2 separate regions of the Homo sapiens genome follow, and region 1 is linked to region 2. Evidence: read pairs that join two places in POLR2A ChIA-PET (ENCODE). Cell type or tissue: B cell. All regions are shown on one strand.

Region 1 (5,000 bases), 550 kb after region 2:
GAGGGTCCCAGCCATCATGCAGATGGTGTGAACTACGGGGTGACAGTCCCAGCCAGCGTAAAGATGGTGTGAAATGAGCGAGGGCCCCGGCCAGTGTGAGGATGATGTGAACTGTGTGGTGAGCGTCCCCAGCCAACATGCAGATGGTGTGAACTGCGGGGTGATGGTCCCAGCCAGTGTAAGGATGGTGTGAAATGAGTGAGGGTCCCAGCCAGTGTGTGGATGGTGTGAACTGCAGGGTGAGGGTCCCAGCCAGCATGCAGACGGTGTGAACTGAGGGATGAGGGCCCTGGTCAGCATGAGGATGGTGCGAAGTGTGGGCATGGGACCCCGGCCAGCAGGAGGATGGTGTGAACTGGTGTGGGTGTGGGGGCCCCAGCCAGTGTGAGGATGGTGTGAAGTGAGGGTGTCAGGGCCCCGTTGAGCCACACACAGTGGAAGTGTGAGTAAAGGCAAACTGTGTGACAATTCGTGTGGTGCCACAGTAAAATAAGCACAGCCATTTAACTTACAGGCAACTCTAAAAAGATACCAAACAGAACACAAGAATAAATTAGAGTCTTTGGAGAAATCCCAAGCTGAGTTGAAGAAGATCAGAAGGAAAAGCCAAGGAAGCCGAAACGCACTCAAATATGAACACAAAGAAATTGAGGTGAGCTTTTCAACAATATCTTGTTTTCTTTTGTTGTTGACAATTTGCACAGTTTAAGAGGAGGTTAGCCGGGTGCGGTGGCTCACGCCTGTAATCCCAGCACTTTGGGAGGCCGAGGCAGTAGGATCATATGAGGTCAGGAGTTCGAGACCAGCCTGGCCAATGTGGTGAAACCTTGCCTCTACAAAAACTAGCTGGGGTGATGGCAGGTACCTGTAGTCACAGCTACTCGGAGGCTGAGGCAGGAGAATTGCTTGAACTTGGGAGGCAGAGGTTGCAGTGAGCCGAGATTATGCCACTGCACTCCAGCCTGGGTGACAGAATGAGACTCCATCTCAAAAAAAAAAAAAAGTTTTGAAGTTGATCTCATGGAAGTGGGGAGTAGAATGATGGTTACCTGTCATTCTCTAGATAGCTGAGGATGGTCATTGTGTTGACTGGGGAGTGGATGAAGGAGAGGTTGGTTAATGGGTCCAAACATACAATTGGATAAAAGAAATAAGTTCTAGTGTCCAATAGCAGAGTAGGGTGACTATAGTTAACAGCGATGCATTATTTCAAAATAGTTAGAAGAGAGGTCTTGGAATGTCCCCAACACATAGAAACAATAAGAATTTGAGGTGATGGCCACCCAAGGACCCTGCTTTGATCATTATCACATGTGCCCTATAAATATATAATCTATCAGTTTTTAAAAATAAGCATTTTGACTGAGAGCTGAAGGCTGTAGAGTTTCCCTGAGTTAAGTATAATTAATCAGTGACCTCCTGCCAAAACATGGGCTTTTTATCCTGGCTCTGAAAGAAGAAGGGACTCTCCATGATCAGTGTTACTATTCCCATTGTACAGATGGGGAAAATGAGGCTTAGGTTAAATCATATTTTATTACTCCATTTTCATGCTGCTGGTAAAGACATACCCCGAGACTGGGCAATTTACAAAAGAAAGAGATTTAATGGACTCACAGTTCCACATGGCCGGGGAGGCCTCACAATCATGGTGGAAGGGAAGGAGGAGCAAGTCACGTCTTACATGGATGGCAGCAGGCAAAGGAGAGCTTGTGCAGGGAAACTCCCTTTATGAAGCCATCAGATCTTGTGAGACTTATTCACTATCACAAGAATGGCATGGGAAAGACCTGCCCCCATGATTCAATTACCTCCCACCAGGTCCCTCCCCAAACACATAGGAATTACGGGAGCTACAATTCAAGATGAGATTTGGGTGGGGACACAGCCAAAGCATATCACCTATTGTTGGCATTTGGAACTGGGTTTGAACCTGGAACTTTCTGGTTCCAAAGCCCGTGGTGCTTTCCAGTAGGACACGATCATATCTCTGAAGTACAAAGTAATATTTGTGCAAATTGCCCCGTGGGAATGTCAAGCCCTTGGGCAACTTCTCTCTGCACACGAGTCAGGGACCTCAAGGAGAACGATGGTATCTACTTAGGTCAGGTTACAGCATTCTTTCCTCTCATGTATTTACTCTATTATTCAAATAAAGCAGGTGTAAAGATGGCAGAAGATAAACGTCAGGCTGCACGCTATCTGATGCTCATGTCATGCTTATATAATTATTATTATTATTATTTTTTTTTTTTTAGTATGTGGAGACCGTTACTTCTCGTCAGAGTGAAATCCAGAAATTCATTGCAGATGGTTGCAAAGAGGCTCTGCTTGAAGAGAAGAGGCGCTTCTGCTTTCTGGTTGATAAGCACTGTGGCTTTGCAAACCACATACATTATTATCACTTACAGGTGGGTGTGGTGGCAAATTGCCTTGAGCGTATTAATAACTTTATTTCATATTTAAATGCCCCAGAAGGCTGGGCCGTGGCCCACGCCTGTAATCCCAGCACTTTGGGAGGCTGAGGTGGGCCTGGGCAACATGGCAAAACTCTGTCTCTATAAAAAATAATAAAAAAAAAACTAGCCAGGCATGGTAGCATGTGCCTGTAGTCCCAGCTACTCAGGAGGCTGAGGTGGGAGGATCCCTTCAGCCTGGGAAGTTGAGGCTGCAGTGAGCCATGATTGTGCCACTGCACTCCAACCTGAGCAACAGAGCGGGACCCTGTCTCAATCAGTCCATACGTACAGAGATATACACACATGCACGCCACTCACCTTCCACACATGCCCAATATAAAGCAGTGGGCCATTTTGCCAATGAAAAGATTCCAGAGAAACTGTGTTTGGCCAACTTGAACATATAAACTTATAGAAATACAGCTGAAATGGTCAAACGTCCATGTATAATGTTTAATAAATTAATAATACATCCATATTTAAAGTCCTTCATAAAATAATGCTTCATCATTGAAAAATAGCACATGTTTGCTCTTCTCACCTGCGAGTCAGCTTTCCCCAGGCCCTTTCTGATGTGTCCTCAGCATCAGTGTCTTCACCATGGCTGCTGGTGAGTCCCAGCGGGCCCAGGTCTACCCCACCTGGGCGATTTGAGATGCTCCCTTCATGGGTCCGTGTCCGGGGGTCACGGGCAGCTCTGCCCCAGCCCACGGGCCCCCATTCACGCGCATCAGGACAGCTGGGCTCAGTGATGCGTTCATTCCTCTTGGTGGTATTGGTTCCTGGTTTATTCAACTGAATGACCTCATCACCCTCCTTCCAACACACACAGCTGTGAGGTTCGAACCCCCAGGAATCATGATGCAACACATGTCACATTTCCTTTCCTTTGTTTTAAATTATGAACTCTGTTGGGCCTTTGTAAACATCCAAAACTAGCACTGGTTGAGGTCAGAAATTCATTGTTGTTCATAGTAAAGTTAGAGAGTGTTCCAATATAGGAGAAGCTTTGCAAGAGCTTGAATATAAGTCAGCTTTGTCTTTGTTTTAAAGGAAAAATACTTTGGCCTTGTATGTATGCAAATGTTGTATTTTCTATAAACTTTTTACAACTTTAAGGAATATTCAGGACTGCGCATGGTGGCTCACGCCTGTAATCCCAGCACTTTGGGAGACCAAAGTGGGTGAATCACTTGAGGTCAGGAGTTTGAGACCAGCCTGGCCAACATGGTGAAACCCTGTCTCTACTAAAAATACAAAAATTAATCACATGTGGTGAGCACCTGTAATCCCAGCTACTCAGGAGGCTGAGGCAGGAGAATTGTTTGAACCCAGGAGGCTGAGGTTGCAGTGAGCCCAGATCACACCACTGCACTTCAGCCTGGGCAACAGAGCAAGACTCTGTCTCAAAAAAAAAAAAAAAAAAAAAGGAAGAAAAAGGAGTATTCAGCTCCCTAAATAAGATTTAAAATTAGTACAGCAGGCCAGGCACAGTGGCTCATGCCTATAATCCCAGCCCTTTGGGAGCCCAAGGCAGGAGGATCACTTGAGCCCAGGAGTTCCAGACCAGCCTGGGCAGCATAGCGAGACCCTATCTCTACCAAAAAAAAAAAAAAAAAGTTTTAATTAGCCAGTTGTGGTGATGTGCATCTGTGGCCCCAGCTACTCAGGAGGCTGAGGTGGAAGGATTGTTTGAGCCCAGGAGTTCGAGGTTGCAGTGAGCTGTGATTGTGCCAGTGCACTCCAGCCTGGGTGACAGAGCCAAAATCCTCTCTCAAAAAAGCAGAAGAAAATGGTTACAGCAAAGGAAATAGTTGCTGTATTAGGTGATCACTTTTGTCAACAGCATGTCTGTACTAGTTTCGGGAATGTAGAGTTCACTTTAGAATCTTCTCTTCCCAGAGTGAGGGCATCCTGTGGCACCAGGGTCGCAGGCTGGAGAGGACAGAGGTGACCTTGAGGTTCTCTTCCTGCGTGATATCCCCACCGTGTCATGAGGCAGCCTAGCACCTTTTCAGGGAGCTCCAGTTATCAGCAGAGTCTTTCTTAGACTTAACCATCGGTCCCAGTAATGCTTTCTAGAGTGACGCAGACCAAATCTGCTCGTTTCTATGCTGGAAGTTTCTTCGAGTATCTGAAAACTGGTTTTGTGGCTTCCCTTAATTCAGCTAAAGCGCCTCAGTCCTTTCTGTGGAGTTGGGATGAAGCAGGCCCAAGCAGCTGGTCCACGGTGCTGCAGAGTGTCAGGGTGACAGTTGGGGGTGGGGTGACAGTTGGGGGTGGGGTGGCATTTGGGGACAGGGGTGGTGTGAGGGGGTCTTTGCCCTTCCCCAGGACTGACATCAGCCCCCCACCACTCTTGATAAACTCAGAGGCTGAGTAAAAGCAGTGTGACTGCCATGCACACAGCCGCAGGACAGGCTCCTGCCTCCCCTTTCCCAACCAGAGTGCTCTTCAGAAAAGGTGCTCACTGGAAGCGCTTGGGGGGCCTCTGAGAATCCAGTTGTCAGGAGCAGAGCCAGGCTTGTGGGTGCTGGAGGG
Region 2 (5,000 bases):
ACCATACTCCTGCCTCAGCCTCCCGAGTAGCTGGGACTACACGCCCGGCTAATTTTTTGTATTTTTTTTAAGTAGAGACGGGGTTTCACTGTGTTAGCCAGGATGGTCTCGATCTCCTGACCTCATGATCTGCCCGCTTTGGCCTCCCAAAGTGCTGGGATTACAGGCGTGAGCCACCGCAACCGACCCCCCCAACTTTTTTTTTTTTTTGAGACGGAGTCTTGCTCTGTTGCCCAGGCTGGAGTACAGTGGTGCAATCTTGGCTCACTGCAAACTCCGCCTCCAGGTTCAAGCAATTCTCCTTCCTCAGGCTCCCAAGTAGCTGGGATTACAGGCGCCTGCCACCGAGTCTGGCTAATTTGTGTATTTTTAGTAGAGACGGGGTTTCACCATCTTGGTTAGGCTGGTCTCGAACTCCTGACCTCGTGATCCACCCGCCTCGGCCTCCCAAAGCGCTGGGATTACAGGTGTGAGTCACCATGCCCTGCCCTGTCTAGCCCTTTTAACTTTTCATAGGGGCTCACTCAAATCTATTCTCCCTCCATTCCCTGAACATAGCAGTGGGGCCAGTGGGGCCCATTCTTAGGGAAGCTCACAGCTGTCCCAGAGCCAGGGGCCCTTTAGACCAGTAGTCCCCAACCTTTTTGGCACCAAAGACAATGTTTCCACGAATGAGGGGTTGGAGGGATGGTTTCGGGATGATTCAAGCGCATTACTTTTATTGTATACTTTATTTCTATTATGATTACATACTCACCATCATGTAGAATCAGTGGGAGCCCTGAGCTTGCTTTCTTGCAACTAGATGGTCCCATCTGGGGATGATGGGAAACAGTGACAGAACATCAGGCATTAGATTCTCATAAGGAGCACGCAACCTTGATCCCTCACGTGAGCAGTTCACAGTAGGGTTTGCGCTCCTATGAGAATCTAATGCCCTGCTGATCTGCCAGGAGGTGGAGCTCAGCGTGGCTCACAGGCCCTGCTCACCTCCTGCTGTGCAGCCAGTTCCTAACAGGCTATGGACTGGTACTGGCGGCCAGGGGCTTGGAGACCCCTGCTTTAGACGCCTTGATGTCAATGCACTGGGTGGTGCAGTGATGGTCCATCCGTGCTCCACGGGCCAGAGAGGAGGTCAAAGGCCCTCACTGTGTGGGAGGATCCCTCGCCCAGGTAGCCGTAGCAAAGCGGAAGCATAGCTGGGACCAGAACCCACCGGGCTTCCAGCGTTTAAGGCCAGCCAGGCCCCTCCAGCTTCTAGGAGAGCCCAGCCCTGCTCCTCTAAGGCAAATGGCAGTAACTGTGTAGGCTGGTCACCCCTCACCGCAGTAGCCTGACTCCCACAAGGCCCTCAGTGACAAAGAAGTTGCCCTGGGCCCAGATACGAGCAGGAGCCCCATCTTAACAGCAGCTGTGAGAGGGTAAACCGGGGGATGACATCAAGCCCACGGCAGGGGCCGGGTGCTCAGGCCCCTCTATCAAGAAGGGGCAAGAGGCTGGGCACAGTGGCTTACACCTGTAATCCCAACATTTTGGGAGGCTGAGGCGAGAGGATCACTTGAGGCCAGGAGTTTGAGACCAACCTGGCCAACATGGTGAAACCCCGTCTCTACTAAAAATACAAAAATTAGCCAGGCCTGGTGGCGGGCACCTGTAATCCCATCTTACTAGGGAGGCTGAGGCAGGAGAATCGCTTGAACCCGGGAGGCGGAGGTTGCAGTGAGCCGAGATCGCGCCATTCTGGGACAGAGCGAGACTCTGTCTCAAGATTAAAAAAAAAAAAAAAAGAAAAGAGGAAGCAGCAGCAGCAGCAGCAGCAAGAGGAATTTCGAGGCCTTTCGCCCAACGCCTGGCGCACCTTAAGCTCTCAACAGTTCTTGAATGAGGAGTAGCATCTCGGAGCCACGAGCGTGCAGAGAGAAGGCACCTGGAGGAGAGCCCCAAGGGACCTGCAGGCGGCTTGCAGCGCAGCGCACGCCCCTGGGGACGCTGAGTCAGAGCCGGCGGCATCGGATCCAGGGCGGGGAGGGGCTCGGGGGAAGGGAAAAATGCGGGTGCGGGGGGCGTGGTTTCGGGTAGTGGAGGGGAAGGATGCGGCCGGGGGTGGATTTGGGGTGGGGAGGGATGCGGGGAGGAGCCAGGGCGCAGGAAGGGAGCTCTGGAACCCCTAGAGGGGAAGCAAGCTGGGAGGGGCGATCGTGGACTCCAGGAGGGCAGGGGGCGCGGCCGTGGGAAGAGACCCGGAGAGGGAGGACGCGGCCGTGGAGAGGGACGCGGGAGCAAGGGGCGGCGGGAGGAGGAGGAGGGCGCGCGGCGCGGCTGACGTGGGCCGGGGTCGCGCAGCGGGCTGTGGGCGGCGGCGGCGGCGCGCAGCGACAGAGCGTCCCCCGGCGAGGACGAGCGAGCACGGCGCCCGCACCTCCCCGCACCGCCCGCGCTGCGCGCCCGGAGGAGCGACCGCCGCAGTTCTCGAGCTCCAGCTGCATTCCCTCCGCGTCCGCCCCACGCTTCTCCCGCTCCGGGCCCCGCAATGGCCCAGGCAGTGTGGTCGCGCCTCGGCCGCATCCTCTGGCTTGCCTGCCTCCTGCCCTGGGCCCCGGCAGGGGTGGCCGCAGGTAAGGCGCTGGGCAATCCGGCCTCCCTGCAGCCGCAGCCCGCCCGGGGCCTGGAACCGTCTCAGCGGGCGAGTGGGCCCGGGAGCAGGGATTGCGGAGGTGGCACCGTGCGCCCTGCGCGCATCTCCCTCCTCGGCTGAGGCCACTGCAGCGCCCTTTCCCCTCTCCTTTCATCCTTGTTCCCCAAAGTCGCCTGGGCACTGGAGGGGGCTCCCCGCACCCCCTGGATTCCTGCTTCCACCCCCCCAGGCTGGCCCTGCCCTGGAAACCGCGCGGGGGTGGCCGGCGCATCCGTCGATGCCTGGGGACCATGCACCCGCTAAGGGAGGGGAGGACGAGGCAGGGAGGCGGGGATGCGCCAGGGTCCGTCATCGCGCCACAATTCCCCAGTCCCCCAGGGAGCACGGGATGGGCAACGTTTTTGCCTTAAAATGTCGCCTCATCTAGAGGGGTTTCCCACCGTGTTGGTGCTGGCTTTGGGGAGATGCGAATTTAGAGCCCAGGAGGCCAGGCTGCCATTTCCTCTCTGGTGGTGATTTCCAAAATGGACCCGGAGCTGACAGGTTCCTGGGGTGTGTGTGTGGGTGGGGGAGTGGGGGAAGCAGGGTTGTGTGTCTACTGCCCCCACTTCCCCACCGCCAGAAAGCCAGCACCCACCTCTCTGCCACATTTTGGGAACCATAAAAGGACCCAGATTTAAGACTATTCGAGGGACAGATGGGACGTGGGCAGCTAAGAAGGTTGAATACTATCCACCACTTTTCACCCCCTCCCCCCTCATAAAAGAGCGGTGGAGAGAGAGAGCAAGGGATCTAATGAAAATTTGTGAAAGAAAAACCATGAGGTCAAAGAAAACCTGCAACTCAGGGATGAATTAGACGAATTTTATGGGAATTGCACTTGGACAAGATTACCTATTTCCTCCTGGAAATACAGGAAAGGGGTCTCTTGTCCATCAGGTTGATTTGTGTCAGAGATTTTCAATGTGTCCTAAATTGCAAAAGAAAAAGAAAATAATAACAAAAGTGAATTAATTATTTGGAAATCATGTGTGGTTCCCATTCTAGCCAATTGCACCCTTGATGTGGTCAAAATCACAGTGGCTAAGAGTGGAGTTGGGAAACATCTTCTCCCTCACCCGTCGGGGAGACTTTTCTACCCTTCCCCTTTCTGGAGTCCATGAATCAGGGATTTGTAAGTCAGAAGTCCATGTACTGGACTATTAATTAATTCTGGGTTGTGTTATCCAGACTTTAGAGGTACTCTTTGGAAGTGTTTTGGGTAGTCTGCATATTCTGTGTGAAAGGACTGGTGTAGCCATTTTCTAGAATGTTCAGGGCTGCACATGCTGTGTTGCTGGAAAAGGTAGGTGTTTCTTCCATGGGCCAAGCTTTGGGGTGAGTGCCCCATCTCTTTTTGCTTTTGCCCCTTGAGCTCTGGGTGACTTGGGGGGCCCTTGGAGTCCCCTAAACCTCTGCCTTGGCTGCTCCATACCCCAACTCCATGTCACATGGACTCCCAAACATGGAAAGATGAATTTGTTTGTTTGAGATGCAGTCTTGCTCTGTCACCCAGGCTGGAGTGCAGTGGCACAATCTTGGCTCACTGCAACCTCCACCTTCTGGGTTCAAGAAATTCTCCTGCCTCAGCCTCCCAAGTAGCTGGGATTACAGGCGCCTGCCACCACACCTGGCTAATTTTTGTATTTTTAGTAGAGATAGGGCTTCGCCATGTTGGCCAGGCTGGTCTCGAACCTCTGGCCTCAGGTGATCCACCTGTCTCAGCCTCCCAAAGTGCTGGGATTACAGGTGTGAGCCACCACGCCGGCCTGGAAAGATGAATTTGGTGGGTAGAGCACCAGGCCCTGTGATTGGTTCCTTCAGCCACATTTGGCAAAGGCTTCCTGGTCCATTTCCACCCTGGATGTCCTGGCCATCCCTGAGACCCCTGAGGAACAGGGGCAGCATCACCCAGGGGCTGTGACACACCTGATTTTGAAAAAACAGACTGAGAAAAAGTGTCCTTGGAGCTGGCAGGTGGTGGTGGGGGAGTCGGCGGGCTCCCATGAGCTGGGCCAGTGTCTGCAGCAATGTCTGCAGCAGACACAGCCCCTCCCTGCCCCCCATCCCCCCTCCCAGTCCCAGCTGGCTGCCCTCCTGATCCATTCCCCTGGCAACCGATCTGCGTGATAACATGCGTCTGTCTCACTGCAGATGCTGTTTGGCCATTAGCATGCAGCCGAATGTCCCTGCTACCTGCCAGCCTCGCTCAGGCCCACGCTTCTCAGCTGGGGTGGCAGGGAGGGGATGGGGAGGAGAGGGGTGCCAGGAGTTAGGGGGATAAGGGAGGAGGTGGTCTCTCATCCATGCACCTCTCTGTCCACAG

What was found. Peaks named below come from ENCODE experiments on the same cell type or tissue, not always from the same donor. Only the 100,000 strongest peaks of a DNase experiment are listed, where the experiment ranks them.
Region 1: POLR2A ChIA-PET joins it to region 2 with 6 read pairs; 3 of 35 experiments call an interaction of 5 or more read pairs at or near these places.

The regions. Positions count from the first base shown.
Region 1 is chr7:98,312,871-98,317,870 of GRCh38, reverse strand. BAIAP2L1 (BAR/IMD domain containing adaptor protein 2 like 1) reads left to right here. Exons shown (of 14, transcript NM_018842.5): 6 at 515-652; 7 at 2,259-2,411. It also overlaps a transcript of BRI3 not described here. Among named protein-coding and RNA genes, the nearest start is that of BRI3, 34 kb to the right of the region's middle. RefSeq lists an enhancer at 1-258 and a silencer at 4,866-5,000. In B cell, no CTCF peak of the experiment used is centred here; DNase peaks (open chromatin) are centred at 2,390 and 3,190; H3K4me3 peaks cover 2,153 bases; H3K27ac peaks cover 1,278 bases; H3K27me3 peaks cover 1,275 bases.
Region 2 is chr7:98,867,392-98,872,391 of GRCh38, reverse strand. It overlaps TMEM130 (transmembrane protein 130), which reads left to right and starts at 2,378. Exons shown (of 8, transcript NM_152913.3): 1 at 2,378-2,615. The coding sequence starts at 2,531. RefSeq lists enhancers at 2,308-2,893, 2,894-3,480. In B cell, no CTCF peak of the experiment used is centred here; DNase peaks (open chromatin) are centred at 1,311, 1,931, 2,471 and 2,741; H3K4me3 peaks cover 1,510 bases; H3K27me3 peaks cover 1,890 bases.